Linked DNA regions of Mus musculus: regions 2 and 3 are each linked to region 1. A link is a loop called in an ENCODE intact Hi-C map of the cell type or tissue named here. Cell type or tissue: left cerebral cortex. All regions are shown on one strand. Each heading gives the region's core, and the rest is flanking DNA. Links, peaks and the distances in the headings are about the cores only.

Region 1 (5,466 bases), core at 1,020-5,019:
ATAAACTGGGAGAAAAAAGGCACTGAAGGTTAGATTCTTTTCATTTTAATTGATGTCTTAGGGTCTTACTGCTATGAACAGACACCATGACCAAGGCAACTTTTATAAGGAAAACATTTAATTGGGAGTAGCTTACTGGTTTCAAGTTTCAGTCAATTATCATCATGGTGGGAGCATGGCAGCATCTAGGCAGACATGGTGCAGGAGGAGCTGAGAATTTTACTTCTTCTTCCAAAGGCAAACAGCAGAAGACTGACTCCTCAGGTAGCTAGGAGAAGGGTCTCAAAGCCACACCCACACTTCCTCCAACAAGGCCACACCTCCTAGTAGTGCCACTCCCTGCCAAGCATATTTAAACTACCACACTTGGATTTAAGAATATCTAGCGTGTGTGTGTGTGTGTTTGTGTGTCTGTCTGTCTGTCTGTCTGTCTTTCTGTCTATCTGTCTGTACATAGTCTAAGTTTTAAGACCCAGGTTCAGATATAATATAATATAATATAATATAATATAATATAATATAATATCGTCAGAACGCCAAGGAGATAGATGCTGTCTTCAAGTCTGGGTTTATGTACACACGACTGATTCAAAGAGGTTGCTCTGCAGTGATGCTGTGCTCCTACAATCCAGACTGAGAAATGAGTCACCATGACATCAGGGTTGTTCTGCAGTGATGCTGTACTCCTACAATCCAGACTGAGAAATGAGTCACCATGACATCAGGGTTGTTCTGCAGTGATGCTGTGCTCCTACAATCCAGACTGAGAAATGAGTCACCATGATATCAGACACTTCATCAAAGTTCCTCTACTTGGTTGTCTCTAGGCAACATGGGGCTCAGTGCAGCCACAATTAAAGTTAGAGTAGCTGGTGTGGGAATGGCTGCTGATCATTGCAGTGTCAAGAAAGAGCCAGGTGGGCCCAATGATGCATTCAAAGTGGGCATTTAGCTTACTTTCCTCCCAAAGCCTACAAATGACAGTAAAAGGATTTTATTACAGGCAAGCACCTACAGGGACAAAGAAGAGATAACAACAGCGATGAATTTTGGATGCTGGAAAGCAGATGGGCAAGTGGTAACTGATTCAACCAACCTGAAAATGTCGGAGGAGGGAGGGCGAGAGCGAAGAACCACCAGACTTGCATTGTGTAACCAGAACATGGCTCGGGGGCTTGCAGGACTAGGTATCCTGAAATCAGGGTTGAGAGTGAAACTAAAGGCAAAGGGGATGAGAGTCTCATCCCGAGAGTCTGCTGGACCAGATGCTCTTTCCCCAGGCAGCTAGACAACCAACCAATAGCCCCGTCCCCCCAAACCTGGCTCAGCCTAGGATTCTGGCTCTGCAATGGGATTCTGTAGTGGCTCAACTAGTAGCCTAATATGTGTCTCCGTGGCTTGACTCTTCCACAGAAATACTGTTTTTTTTTTGTTTTTTTTTGTTTTTTTTTGTTTTTTTTTTTTTTGTCAGGGAGACTTGCTTTGGTTCCTGGGACATGGGCAGAAGTGACAGTGAGCAGTGTCTTAGCTTTCAGCATAAAAGATATTGTACTTCCATCCACTTCCTGTGTTGAATTTCTGATATAGCTGTGAGAAGAATATGTCCTGGCCACCTGCTAGCCCAAGAAGAATGAATGTCTGCGAGGCAGACCAGATCTGAGCCCATGGCCAGGAGCCAAGCACAGCTAATGTGCAGGCTCATAAGCCAGATGCAAGCACCTGTAGCTGTCATCTGCCCCTGAAATTCTGTGGGATTTGTTCCACAGCATGGTTGGCAGGATTGAAAATATGGACCTAGAAATAGAATGTGGCTGTAATGAAAACAATAATATATGCTATTGACATTGGGAACAGGTGGCAATAGATCATAAATATAGTGTTCTGCAGTATACATTTCTATGCTAAAATATAAGGAATAAAATAGAATACAAGATTATAACCCATGTTGACACCTACTCCCCCCCCCCAACGGAATCATTGTTATTGATAGAAACCTGAGAGAATTTTAATCTTCTGCATGTACCTAAAGCTTTGAGAAAGAAGGCCTGGAGAAAAAATATTTACAGAGCATGCTAGATAATTTTACATCAACCAGACACAAGCTACAGTCATCAGAGAGGATGAAACCTCAATTAAGAAAATGCCTCCATAAGATCAGCCTGTAGACAAGCCTGTGGGATATTTTCTTAATTAGTGATTGATGTGGGAGGATCCAGCTCATCGTGAGTGATGCCATTCCTGGGCTGGTGGTCCTGGGCTCTATAAGAAAGCAGGCTGAACAAGCCATGATGAGCAAACCAGTAAGCAGCATCCCTCCATGGCCTCTGCATCAGCTCCTGCTTGGCTTGAGTTCCTATCCTGACTTCCTTCAGTGATAAACAGTGACATGAAAGTATAAACTGAATAAACCCTTTCCTCCCCAAGTTGTCTTAGTCATGATGGGTCATCCCAGCCATAGAAAGCCTAACTAAGACACAGGGTGACTCGAGTGGGCTCAGCAGTCTCAGGCCAAGGCAGTAAGGAGCTTACAAGTACAGAAGAACGGGGAGAGGCCCTGCTCCATAGGCGTGTGGAAAAGCCATACCACCCTGGCCTCTGTGTAAGCCTGAGCCATGGCTCTTTCTTCCTATGTCCATCAGTGGCAGCTTTGACTTTTCCCGGCTTGGTTTGTGGCATCTGTGTTTGAAAGGCTCTTGAGGCTGCCTCCGGAGCCTCCTGGAACTAGTGCCTCAGATAATTTCTCAGGGCCCAGCACTCACCTGCTGTTTAATTAATCAATTAATTAATGGTCCTAAACAAGTCATTTCAGCCCACAGACTTGCATTCCCTTGACAAATGTCTCTACAATGGCTATTTGTCCTAACTCTCAAACTACGGAAGCATGAGAACTCCTTAAGTTCAGAGTGTGGAGCCCCAGGTCAGGCCACAGGAACTGCTGGCAAAGTGTAGACTGTACAGGAGTGAGGAGAGGGGTTACCTGGTGTGGGTAGTGTGTTTAAAGACTTATTTCTAGCCATGAAGAGAACTTTAGTTGGTCATCCCATCTAAAAAAGAAGACATTTCTCTTTAGACCATCCCCAGGAAGTAAGAACAGGGCTCATGGTACATCATGAGCCAGTTATACCTAACATGTGAGAGCCCCCTTCCCCAAAACTAGATGAAGAATGGAGAAATGCCTCTCTAGCTGAATGTATGTATGCATGTATGTATGTATGTATGTATGTATGTATGTATGTATAGGGCAGTTGACTTCTCACTGGCTCACCCATAATGCACCCTGCTGCCAGGGTGTCAGATCCAAGTTTATCCCTGGAAGATGCTGGCCAGGAGTGCAAGTGGAAGCTCGGAGGAAGCCCCATATGGCTGCTCATTCTGAGGCAAGCGAGAACATTCCTGTCCATATGAAGAATGTAAATGTCAGAGATGCAGAGCTGCCAGTCCATCAGATGAAGTCGCTAACAATTCACATCTTCCTAGGCTTCTGCCTCAGCCTAGACCAGCTGGAACTCCAGCAGGCTTATAAAACACCTCTCCGCCAGCCATGGACCATGCTTTCTGATTCCAACACACCCTCTCCATATGCACTGGCTTGCTGAACCACATTCCCTTCTCTTCCCTAGTTTCCCTGGCTACAAACACCAGGCAAAGCCAAGGGGGCAATGGCAATTAGATACAGCACAACCCTCAATGAATAAAAACATGTCTAACTCGGAACCTGCCTGCTTCCCATTGCTCATCATCTCTGAGCACAGCTGCAGAGCACACGAGTGACCTGGGGCTCATGCAAGGCAGGTCTCATCAGCCTCCAGCACAAGACTACATAGGCAAACCCCATATCTAACACAGCATGGGTGGAGAGAGGGCAAAGGGAATAGATGGGAGAGATTTGATATGAATAGTGTGACCAGACAGATGTAGGGGTGGATAGCACTGAAAAGTACGTTGAGTTGATTCTCTCCAGGGTGGTAACATAGCAAAGAACTTGATCAGATTAGAATAGAGCCCTCTATGTGGCTTGTTGATTGCCTGTGTGGGCAACTACACCTGCAGAGCTGGCTAGAGGCCGACAGCCACAGGATGCTTCCTTTCCTAACCCACACCTTCTCCTTCCCACAGTTCCCTTCTGTCTCCTGCATGTTTGGAGGAATGTGGGTGGGTGTGTATCCTGGGTACCTGGGAAGGAGCCCAACTTTCTCTTAGTAAGACTTCTGCCACTGGATTGGATGCAATGTCCTCACTATGTATAATGTTGCTGTAGGGACAACCACACGTTCACATTTGAAAGAGGCACACTTTGCTTCCAAACTGAGTAGTTGGGACAGAAGGTCATCCTGTATTGCCTAACTCCTCTGTCCCAGATGAACAACAGTCATTTCTGGTATGAGTCTTCATGTGGCCACCTCTGTGGCCAACTCTTCCCAATTTAATGCTCACTGTGGAAAGCAAGAGATTGCCACAGTCTCAATGAAGTCTTTGGGATGTAAGTCAAGTGATAGATGATGGTTATTGGGACTATTTGTTATGAAAGGTCCTTCCCAATCATGTTTAGACACCTGGTCTCTGCCTGGCATTGAGATAGTCATTAACTGTCCCCAGGAAGTAAGAGCAGGGCCCATGGTGTATCATAAACCAGTTAGAAAATACATGTGACAACCTGCCACAGACTGGATGAATAACAAAGAAATAGCTCTCTAGCTGGGCCAAGGGAGTATTTATAGGACAGTTGACCTCTCACTGGCTTACCCATAATGCATTAACAAATGACAAGTCCAATAAGGATACCCCAGTACCCATCCCATTCCCACCATGAGACTCTTGAGAGACCACTGGGCAGCACACTGGCATGTCTTCCCTCCCACTCTCCAGAGTCCTCTCTTACTTTTCCTTAACTAATCCAGCTTCACTCTGCCTTATCTTCCCTTATTCTTCTTGAGCATGAGATAACAAACTTAGAATGTGTCTTGGGTGACCAGCTTTTATTGGGTGACCATTGGTTCAGCACCCTAACTTCACAAGTTAAGTTCATCAAGAGCTGAGCCCATTTGCAAAAACTCCCATCAAGGAACTAGGGCCTAGTTGAAGGAAGGTCACTGGAAACTTACCTTAGAAGGTTGTATTGTGTTGCCAGTTCTCTTGTCTATCTCTCTTCTCTTCCCCCAGTCCATACCCCTTCCTTGTTGGTCATTAAGTGATTTCCTCTACCACATGTTTCTGACTCCATGATATCTTGTCCAGGTACCCAGAACCGAACTACCATGAACTGACCTCTCTCTAATGTCCCTGCTCTCCTAGTTGTTCATCAGGTATCAGGTCACAGCACAGAATAATTAAAGGATTCTGACCTTATGCTAGCCATCTTTGTAAGCATTGCTGACCTCCATCTGGAGAAATGTAGAGCCAGCCACTCGGTGACTTGTAAAACAACATGGCTATAAAACAATCACTATAGCCTTCTCAAGGCTGAGA
Region 2 (5,466 bases), core at 633-4,632, 71 kb after region 1:
AAGTGTAGATGGCCTGTATACTGGAACACATGGAGACTTCAAAAACAGTCACAATATGTTAAAGGCACAAAGAAAAGCAAGTACCAATGGAGCAGTCTATGCCAGGTTATGCTAGTCTGTGCTACTTAGTGAGTTGTCATGAGAGAGAAATAAAAATGCCTTAGAATTAATAGATCATGAGTTCAAAAAGGGTCTTCAAAGATAAAAAGGAAAAGAATGTGGTATTTCACTCCTCCTCTCTTCTTCTCTTCCTCCCTGTCCTCTCTCTCTCTCTCTATTGTGACAAAACTTACTTAGTTTGTGTAGACTTGAATTCACAACAATCCACTGCCTCAGCCTCCTGAATGCTAGAATCACAGACATGAACTACCATACACAACTGAGTTTCTTCTTTTTGGAATTTTTTTCCTTTTTTATTCTATTAAAATATTTTAAGATATTTTAAATTTTCTTTATTGTTTTTATGTGTATAGGTGTTTTGCATGCATTGTGCATCAATTCATCACAAGCATGTCTGGTACCTTTATGGGCAAGAAGAAGGTATCAGATCTCCTGGAACTGGAGACTGGAGTTATAGAAGATTGTGAGCTGCCATGTAGGTGCTGGGAATAAAAACCAGGTCCTCTGGGAGAGCAGCCAGTGCTTTTAACCACTGAGCCATCTCTCCAGCTCTTAAATACAGTTCATATATAGTGGACTTCCTAATCTTAAGTACTTCGTGACCTCAAGATCTCAGTCTACGAACACTCAACCATTGTTTGAAAAATGAAAAGGAACCAGGCAGAAGCAGGTAGATCACTATGACTGATATTGGTCGACATAGTGAGTTCCAGGACACAAAGAGAGACAGACAGAAAGAGACAAAGGCCATTAGTCTTCTCTGTGACTCTGTTTCCTTATCTGTCTTGCAGACATATAGGGTTAGGTAACATATTTTGCCCAGTGCCCCAGCAGGAAAGAAATGACATGCTTAGATAAGAGCTTTAATGAAGGGGAGTGTTTACAAGGTGTATAAAGGAAGTATTGGTACTTCCTGCTGGAACTTCAATATTCATGATCATCTGGGAACACAATTAAGTTCTGTTATACAGAAAGAAATTATTCTGAAGACCCAAGGAAATCCACCAGAATATGTTTTCCCTCACGTGGTGTGCTTTGTCCATGGTCTCTTCCTTCTGGGTGTGCAGTCATTCTCACTCAGTCACACAGCTTGGATGGCAGTGCCCACTTGCTCTTCCAGAAACAGTTAAGTAAACACATTATAATAAATGATCCTGGTTTTCTCTCACTGAATTACCAATGCAGTGGCATTCTGATATGAGCTAGTCCAGATATTTGAATAAGAAATGTCCTCGTGGGCTCCTGTATCGGAAGACTTGATCACCACTTGGTAGGTACTGTTTGGTAGCATTGTTATAGAACGTTTAGGATGTGAAGGCTTGCTGGAGGAAGGATTCCTGAGGGGCCCACTTCCTGTCCTTTCTCTGCTTCCTGTGTGTGGACGAGAATGTCATCAGCCAGCCTCTAGCTTCTGCCACTGTGCTGTCCTTGCCTGTTGCCACAAAAATCCCCACAGTGGTGGAATCTAACCTTCAGGAAGTCATAAGAAACCCTTTCTTCCTATGTTGCTTTTGTCAGTGTGTTTTATCACAGCAACAGAGAAGGAACTGAACCAGAAAGTGTTGTTCATTTCTTGACAGCCCCAACCACTAACACACACTGTGGTTATCAATTTGACGGGATCTAGAATCACTGGGGAGACATGCTTCTGGACACATCTGTAAAGAGCTGTCTAGATTAGGTCAAATACTCTGGGCATGTCTGAGCAGGACTACCTAGATTAGGTTAAACTTAGCTCATCTGCACAGGGTTATTGTGAGGCTAATTAAGATGAAAAGATCCACCCACTGCAGGCTTCACCCTTCTGTCCACTGAGATCCCAAAGGGATAAAAGATTGAACTAAACCATGCACAGGCATTCACAGATACATTGAGGGTGCTGCCTTAAGCTCTTGCCAGCATGACATTGTCACCATGATGAACTATAACCTGAAGCATGCAGAGAAATAGGCTCTTTCTTCCTCATGTTGCTTTGCTCAGAACATTTTAATCATAGCAAAAAGAAAAGTGGTTGCTATATCCTTTGACTCAGTGCCTTCCACTTTTCTGGAAGCAAGATCTTGCAAGACCAGTCAGTGGTCACCACTTCAAAATCCAGTTCTAATAAAGAATGAAGAAAAGACTCTTGAATTGCAAGCCAGGTCATTTCAAACATAAATGAGAAGATCTAGTTTCATATTTCCATCCCTCACCCTTGCACACACACATGCTAACTCAATACCCTCCCTCATCCTTGTACACACACCAGTCTCACCTGACTCACCAGTCTCCTTCATCCGTGCACATACATCCTGATGAGAATGATGACTCTTTGGAACAGGAGGATGAAGAGAACTACAGGATCCCACAGACAGCATATCTCCCAATCCTTTCCCACAAATCCAAGATGGTAAATGGTAAGTGCCAATGGGTAAGACAAGCCCATCCCTCGTCTTGCTCACACCTCCTTCTAAAGCTCCCATTCCTTCCCTCGAGTGGGCTGCTGCCCCAGCTGTCACTTGTTCGTGAGTGCCTTCTCGCCAGTGCTGACTAAGGCCCACGGACATCTAGAAGTTACTGAACCACACAGGTCCAGGAAAGTATAAGCCTTGTAATTTGAAGATTCAGGGATCTTTTGCGAAGTTTCCCCTGCACACATAACAGCTTCCAAGGGAGCTTGGAGCACCGCCAGCACTGAACGAACTGGCAGCAGTCCCCAACACCTGTTATGTCCTGAATTTAGAGGTGATGCTTGCTATAGAACACGGAGTTTTGCTGGAACCATTATACTGATGTCCAACTAGGAGGAAGGCTATTAGAGAGATGTCATGCTGAGCTGTGAAAGTAGGGAGTCATGCTGGGTTAGAGTGAAAAATCCCTCTGGAAAGAAGCAAAAATTAGTTTCCCTAGAAAAGCACTTGTTGTCTTCCCAATGATTGGGACTAATTCCTAGAGACTCTAACAAGTAAATAAGACTTTGGCAAATAACAGAGGGAGGTTATTTGGAAAATAAAAGAGGAAGGTAGGCCATTCTCTACACAAGTTCATCTGGGGCAGAGAGTTCACTAATTAGCCAACCGAAAGACCGTAACTATGTTGCTTAAACCCTCTTTGTGGATGACATTTTCCCCCACCAGGAGTTTGGGTTAAGATTATTATAGAGGTTCCTTCCAGCTCTCAAAATATGTGACTCTCAAACTGGGAAAAAGACTTTCAAGTTCGGAGTCCAAAGATTAGACATTAAAGGCTGAAGAGCAAATGTCCTGTCATTGCCAGCCAACACGCTTCCCACCCGACAATGAACAGAGAATTCTATGCACTCGCTTGGCCTGATGTCAACTAAGTGCCCGCCCACTCCCACCTCCGCCTTGGATGATGCCATACAGATCAGCTATCCCATGCATTCCAAGACCTCTCAGTCTGCAGTAAAAAGTACTGCCTAAGTGGCCTTTGTAACATTATCCAGTGCTGTTCCTACTGCCCTGTCTGGTTCAGCTGCTGACCCAGCTCAGGACAAGAACGTTACAACTAGATATTTTGTCTAACTCTAACTCCTGTTGAGTCCTTATAAAGAAGAACAAATGCCAGATGTTGACTTGTGGATTTCATGGGAAACCGAATGGGAAGGAAACAGAACGTGGCAAGCTTCACTGTAAGACTTAATTCTTAAAAACAAAACAAAACAACAACAACAAAAAAACACCCTCTAAAAAGGCCAGAAATAACATATTTTCAAATCTAACAAAGCTGAATATCTCTCAAACACATGCAAAAAGTCTGTCATGAGTCATTCCAAGTCAAGCAATCTGTCAGTTGTAAAATGCAAACACTCTTTATAAATAGTTCCCATGCCTCCAATTCCCTCAGTAAATACCATGTTAACATATCAAAGATATTCAGTCAGAACATTATCAACCTCAGGAAACACTAACTAATGGGTTACTTCATAATATCAGGCTAGCTCTCCCATGAGCACTGAGCACTTATGGGGCACACTGACCGTACCATCCCTTGATGGAGTCAGCTTCTCTTCTTCCTGCCTCTTCATCACATAAGACAGAGACCTGCACACCCTGTGATGCTCATCCTGCACCAGCTTTCAGCAAGGGAATTCTGTAGCTTGTGCCTACTGACCAACCCAGTCCCCCACTCTCCATTTGGTTACCATGTCCTTAAGTCAGGTGTACCTTACCTGTGTCCCATGATCCTCCTGTATTTCACAGCAACCGTGAAAGAGACTAACGTATTTGTAAACCACAGTGTCATACTGCAATGTCAAAAGGCACCCTGCCATAGATGCAGCCTTCATCATTCACCAGACATATGCCAGATCTCCCAGACTTCAATGTCTTCAGTGAACTCATCCATCCCTGAAACTTACCTTTTACAAATTCAAGTTTGACAAGCCATTCTCAATCCTACCCACTCAATTGCTTACAGGATAACCTCAGCCTTCAGCCTGGTGACCTCCCTCACGTCTGTGCTGCAGCTTTATGAAAGTGCTTGCAGCGTTCTAGCTATCACACTTGAGACTTCCTGTCTCAACAAGCCAAGCCATCCCACTTCACATCCAGAGGAGCTCTCTCTGCCTATCTCCATCCATCCCATTCCTTCTTTCTCTCTTCTCAGTCCCCTCCTGCTCCCCTCCTTCTCTCTCCTATCCATGCCCCCACCCCCTCCCCTAGTCATCCCTCTTCGAGAACTACTTCCTCACCAGCAAAGTCATTTCTGCATGAAGGAGGCCTTTCTCAACTACCATCCTCTTGCTTAACTTGAGTTTGTTCCCCCGACTTTGGTTGAATGTGATTCCCTTGGAGAGACTTTCCCTAAGGCCATCGATCTCAGGAAGTAAATCTTGTATTTCTTACGCATGCCCTCTGTCGCATTCACCACAGTGATGGTTATGACTTTATGAGTGTGGCTATTGCTTCAGAGCTCTTCATAGTCAGGGCACACTCATCTCTCTGAAGGAGAAATGGCTCAGATCCATGTTTATCCCCAGAGGTTAACACAGTTAGCACTTAATAAAGTTTTTTTAAAGATTTTATTTTATTTTATTTACATATATGTGAAAAGGTAGCACATTGCTTATAGGATTAACTCAAAATTCAGCAAAGAGCAAAAGAAGGCATCAGATTCCCTGGTGCTTGTGAACCACCCAGCATGAGTGCCAGGAACTGATTGTCAGTTCTTTGCGAGAGTAACATGGGCTTTTGACCACTGGGCCATCACTCTACCCCAATTCAATTTTTAAAAGCACCATGTGATAGCACCAACCTCCTCTCTTTCTTTATCAAAAGACTTTAGATGGTTTCTACCATTCAGGTCAAAGGGGCCACTATATTCCTTGCAGCTCATGGGTGCCGT
Region 3 (5,466 bases), core at 633-4,632, 120 kb after region 1:
AACAGACTCTTCCAGGAATCTCAGTCTCCAGTGACAGAATATCAGGAAGCAAAATAGTTGCTGCTGCTTCCTCTTGAAGTGAGTCCTGGAAGACTCCCCTCAGGCCCTCAGAAGCATCCCACCTCTGTCTGAGGCCACCCTTGCAGCCCATGCACTTCCCTCAACCCCAGGAAGAGTCCCATGGCTCTTTTTGTTCCTTTTTGGCTGAAGTAGCCAGAGTTGGTTTCAGAGCCCCGACTGATAAATATTCCAACGCGAGTTTCTAAACATAAACAGTCTCAAACAAGGCAATGATTACAGGAACAAATGTAACTGTGTTTGCCTTTAGGTTCCCAAAACAGAAGTGACCTCATTCCCAAATACTGTTTATACTGCATGTTCAGCGGCTGCAGCCCTGAGTTAACTCTTTCCCTGCCATTCTGCAGCCCCAGAATCTCCCCACTGCCAGGGATCAAGGTATAGCCACAGGAGGTCGCTTTCAGAATCCTCAAAACAGAGCCAAGTGCAAGTGCTACCATGTGCAGTCCTGCTCAGTAAACCTGGTCACTCTAGTACACAATGGAGTTGCCATTTTGTACACTGAAAACACAACAAAGGTGTTTCTCGAATATACTGGTAACAATATCGATAATAGTGGCAAACACCGGTGTGCCGCTATGCACGAGGCAGTGTTCTGGGGACAGACAAGTGTTAGCTTACTAGATCCTCCCAAAGGCCCTTACTGTTTTCTGCCCAATTTCCTATGTGAAGAACGAATAGAGAGATGCTAAGTAGCTTGTCCTGTTTGCTGGTAAGCAGCAGGGGGTGGGAGGGAGAAATTAAAGCCCATGAGATCCACCAATAGTTCCTGCTTCTATCCAATCCTTGTCCTGCCTTCCACATGACAAGGACATGCCAGACCAAGGTCACCACAGGCCCTGGAGAACAGAGTCCCCGCTTTTAACCCCCACATCACCTTATGGGAAGGGAGATGATCATCAGACGGCTCTCAAGGGACACAGTTCATTCCATTCTTTCCTTGTTACCAAGGGACCTAGAAAGCCATGAAGATAAAAGCAACGACAGTATGTATTTTACTTATTTTTAGACAGAGACTCCCTGGGTGCCCTGGCTAGCCCGTAACTTGTTATTTACAGGTTGGCCTCAGACTCACAGAGATCTACCTGCCTCTGGCTAGCCTGTAACTTGTCATTTACAAGCTGGCCTCAGACCCACAGAGATGGACCTGCCCCTGCTTTGCTTTCCTTATGTTTGATGTAAAGACGCTCGTTACGACACTCAGCTTCATGGTGTGCTTTGCAGATACTGTGCGAGCACACCTCAGGTGTCCATCCAGACTTGGACCCACTAGCTGGAACTATTAACTAAGTTCACTCAGAAAGATGTCATAAAGCCCTTCCTCTTGCCACATCCGAGATGCTGCTGGAAGGTTTTTCATATGTAACATGAGAATCTTTACTGCATTTATGCTCATTTCTAAAAATAGGCCTAAAGCATCCTCCAAGAAGAGAATGGGCATGTGAGTTTAAGGGAGAAAGAGCCTCACAGCTGATACTACAGCGTCACTTAGATTGATATATAGAGATATGTATAGTTCACATAGATGCTGTAACCAATTAGTATAGAAATTAAGTCAAAAGCACTTTGTACAAATCAATGAATAGATGTTTTTAGCTTAGTCTTAAGGAGCCTCAACTTAGCAAAGATGGCCTGCGTGGGGGAAAAAAAAAAAGAATAAAGACTTATTTTAAATTTTAGTTTTCTCCAGAAATAAAGTATTCAAATTAAAAACAGATGGAAGTGTCTTATTTCTTTATCCTTCCTCGAAATACCAGAAAGATTTCATACTTTAGGACTCATGAATTGCAATCCAGATACCTACACAGCAACTCAAGCCTTCAGAAGCATGCACAGAGAGAGAGAGAGAGAGAGAGAGAGAGAGAGAGAGAGAGAGAGAGAGAGAAATACAGAGAGAGACAGAGAGAGACAGAGATGGGGGAGGGACAGGGACAGGGACAGAGAGAACACGTGCATGAAAGCATACACGGACCCTTTAGTCAGATACCTGCTTTAGTTGTCTATAGTAACTAAACCAGTGTTCTCATACTGACGTACCTACAGCAGGCTAGAGCAATGGTTCAGCATTTGAGAGCACTGGCTGTTTTCCCAGAGAACCAGGATTTGATTCCCAGCACTGACACAGAAACTCACATCTCAAGTTCCAAGATATTTGATGCCGAATTTTGGCTTTCACAGGCCCCAGGCACATACATGGTACATGGAGATACATGCAAGGAAAACATCCATACGTACACTTAAAATAAAATTAAAACAAAATTAAATATCCAAGAATTTCATACCAGCCAGCAATGCAAAGACCTTCAGATGAGGGGCGCTCTTGCAGAGGGCCTAGCACCAACTGCTTGCCTAGTGAGGCCTATACTTTATTGGATGGAGTTTTTCCTCAGCTAATTTCCTTCTGTGCTCACACCCTCTGTCTTCCAGCTAGTATTCCTGGAGAGGCCAGCACAGCTCCTGTCTGAGGGGATTCTGTAGAGTCCTGCCTGACTGATTATCACAACAGATAACTCACACCCTGGCCAACAGCTAAGAAACCTCAAGGTGTAGGCTAGAAGCAAACCCATACCAACAAAATAAGAAAACTAAAGCGCAGAGGGGCTTCGAGGTCTGCGGAGGGAGCGGGGAGAAGAGGAAAGAAACAGTTGGAGAGATGTTCTCTGTGCTCAAAATAGAAATGCTGAGCACATGCAGCAGATTTCCATCTGCTAATCTGGAAAGTCACACTGCTTGGTCCTGATTCAATCAGCGAGGCTTCCTTCTCATATCCGCCAACGTGTTTCCACTGTCCCACACGCAGACAACACCTCCCATGAAGGTGCTTGGCCATTCGCTCAGGGGTGGAGCTGTAGCAACCTGCCCCCTGCCCAAACTACAGGCTCATTCCCAAGAGACTCTCTGCAAACCTTCCCAGAGGATATTCCTATGTTTTCAAAGCTTAAAAATAAAACCTAGACTCATATTGCCTTCAAAACGCATTCAAAGAGTAGGCAAGCTCTGTTTGGAATTCAGCTTTTTTTATCTCACTGTCTGAATCTTCTCTTCCAATCTTGTTCCCAATTTCAAACTCCCCTGGGGCTCTAGAGGCTACCTATGATAGGCACCAAGATTATAAATTATAAATCCATTGCCTTTCTTCAAAGAAAACAAAGCCAGCCATTTCCCATAACACCACATTTCCAAGCAGAGAGGGCTGGTGGCTTTTGGAGATTTTAATGTTTTATACTGATATATAATTTCAAAAGTATATGTGACTCCAAGTTATTCTTGGAAGAAAAGTCTTTAGAACACTCTGGGGTTCTTTGGCCTGTTGGGTTTCAGCTTTGTGGATCTGCACAAGGTCAGGACAGTGAACCAGTTTTCTTTATTCTCCTTCTTGGCTACCACCGATAAACACTGAAGTGACCCATAGAGACTCAGGTAAAAGACAAAACAGTCACAGGGTTGTCACAATCGTTCATTTTGATTTGTTTTGAACCAGGGCCCCACTAGGTAGCCCTGGTTAGCCTGGAATTTGCTTTGTCACCCAGGCTGGTCTTGAACTCACTGCCTCTACCTCCCAAATGCTGGGATTAAAAGCTGGACCTCAAGATGGCTCACTGCCTCACTTCTCCAATATGTAATTGAATACTGAATACCTGAGTTCTGGCTTTTTGTGATCTTTATTTCAATTCCTACACAGGTCTCAAACTCTCGAGCCTCGGATCCCCTGCTTTTACCTCACTGAGTGCTGGAATTATAGGTATACATCACCATGTCTAGTGTTTATGCTGTGATGGGGTTCAAACCCAGCTTATAGTGCATGTTAGGGAAGCACTCCTCCTGCTAAGCCATGCCCCAGTCCTTCTTAGGACAGCTTCAATTTATCACTGCATCCTTGTTCTGCCAGTGATGTGGCACCAGGACAAGACACCTAATGTAAGGGACCAAGCTTTCCCCCTGTAGGGCTTAGGGCATAACATGGACAACCATTTATTACACAAATAGCTCTTCCGTTATTATCCCTGCCATTTATTTAAAAAAGAGGTACATTTACTTTGAAAATTTCCCTTAAAGGGGGGAAAGGAGCATCAGGGCAAAGTTCACATGGCCTGTGGTGCATCCAAATAAGACGGCCTCATCTAAGGCCCTGCAAGCACCCAACACAAAACATGCCCATCTGTGTTCAAGCAAAATCACAACGTACAGGCTCACAGAAAGAGGGCATCTGTGCCCCAGCTCTTCAAGGATGCAGTTGGATGGCTGGATGCTGGTTCTTAATGTTATCTTTCCAAGACTCTGTCACCTTTTCAACTCTCCAAGCTCTGCCCACCTCCATAGACTGGACACTAATCCCAATAAGATCATTTCTATTCCTTCTATCTGTGTCTATTTAAATTGATTACAGTTTTAAAAGAAGATTTCCAAAGACAGAAATATTTCCATTTTGAGAAATCAAAAGACAAAATCAAGTTATCCACTTGACCCATCAAGCCACCCCAGTTAGAGTCATTCCAACTGTTGCCTGGTCCTCGCCTCAGGGAGAAGAGGGCCCACAACTCCCACCGACACTGCTAAAGGCTTGCCACCCGTGGCAAGAGATCAAACTCAAAGCAGCTATCACTAGGAGGAGATGCTGCTCAAGGGCTGTCCTCTGCTACTGCAATTGCTCCTTGTTGTGCTGTAGTGGTTCAGTATCAGCTCGCTTCAAGTGTGCATGCCCATATGCGAAACACACACACACACACACACACTCTCACACACACAATTGCCCTTACATAACCTTGGCAAAATTTCCTTTTAGAAAGGGCATTCAGGGAAGAAAACCCCATCAAGGTACCACAACTGCCTCCTGGCGAGGAGCAGACCGACAGCTTCTGAATTGTGGGAAAGCATGCAACCAAGTCAGGGCTGAACTCACACATGAGGCAGGCTATGGTGTGCGGCGTATGGTGTATGGCGTATGGTGCACACCCGCAACACACAGTGGGAGTGTAAGAGTAAAAATCTGCATGTAGCTGCAGCAGTTGATACACCTCGGCTTCTGCAGGCAGGAAGTACACAAGGAACAGAGCAGAGTAGAGAACAAAGACCTCACCGATCTCATTGGGCATTGCCTTGTTCATATTACCCAGCCTGTGCCTGCTGCCCTACTCCTTCCTTTCCTAACAATATTACTTTCCATCTGGACTCCCAGTTGCGAGAAGCCTTTTCTGCAGTCCGCGAATGCTGAGTTCTGCTGAACTGCGCCCCCCTTTCCTGTCTTGCGCTGCTGTGGGTCTTGTTAGACACAGCTGCCTTTATCTTCCAGGATTTCACTGATCTTGTGGTCCACTGTGACGGAAAGCTGGAAACATTTCAGATAAAACCAGGTGTGCACAGCTGTAATCCCAGCACTGAGGGAGTGGA

Evidence for each region. A loop is a pair of places that touch in the nucleus more often than their neighbours do. Peaks named below come from ENCODE experiments on the same cell type or tissue, not always from the same donor. Only the 100,000 strongest peaks of a DNase experiment are listed, where the experiment ranks them.
Region 2: it touches region 1 in a loop (2.5-fold over the local background); 2 of 42 quality-filtered maps call a loop at or near these places.
Region 3: it touches region 1 in a loop (5-fold over the local background); 3 of 42 quality-filtered maps call a loop at or near these places.

The regions. Positions count from the first base shown.
Region 1 is chr15:37,606,994-37,612,459 of GRCm38, forward strand. It overlaps a transcript of Ncald not described here. Among named protein-coding and RNA genes, the nearest start is that of Gm24833, 6.2 kb to the left of the region's middle. In left cerebral cortex, for the core only: no CTCF peak of the experiment used is centred there; DNase peaks (open chromatin) are centred at 3,458 and 4,126; H3K27ac peaks cover 2,426 bases.
Region 2 is chr15:37,678,077-37,683,542 of GRCm38, forward strand. It overlaps a transcript of Ncald not described here. Among named protein-coding and RNA genes, the nearest start is that of Gm15942, 20 kb to the right of the region's middle. In left cerebral cortex, for the core only: no CTCF peak of the experiment used is centred there; DNase peaks (open chromatin) are centred at 2,687, 3,446 and 3,967; H3K27ac peaks cover 2,627 bases.
Region 3 is chr15:37,724,129-37,729,594 of GRCm38, forward strand. It overlaps a transcript of Ncald not described here. Among named protein-coding and RNA genes, the nearest start is that of Gm15942, 27 kb to the left of the region's middle. In left cerebral cortex, for the core only: a CTCF peak has its summit at 2,383; DNase peaks (open chromatin) are centred at 1,303, 1,442, 2,502, 2,853 and 1 more place; H3K27ac peaks cover 3,894 bases.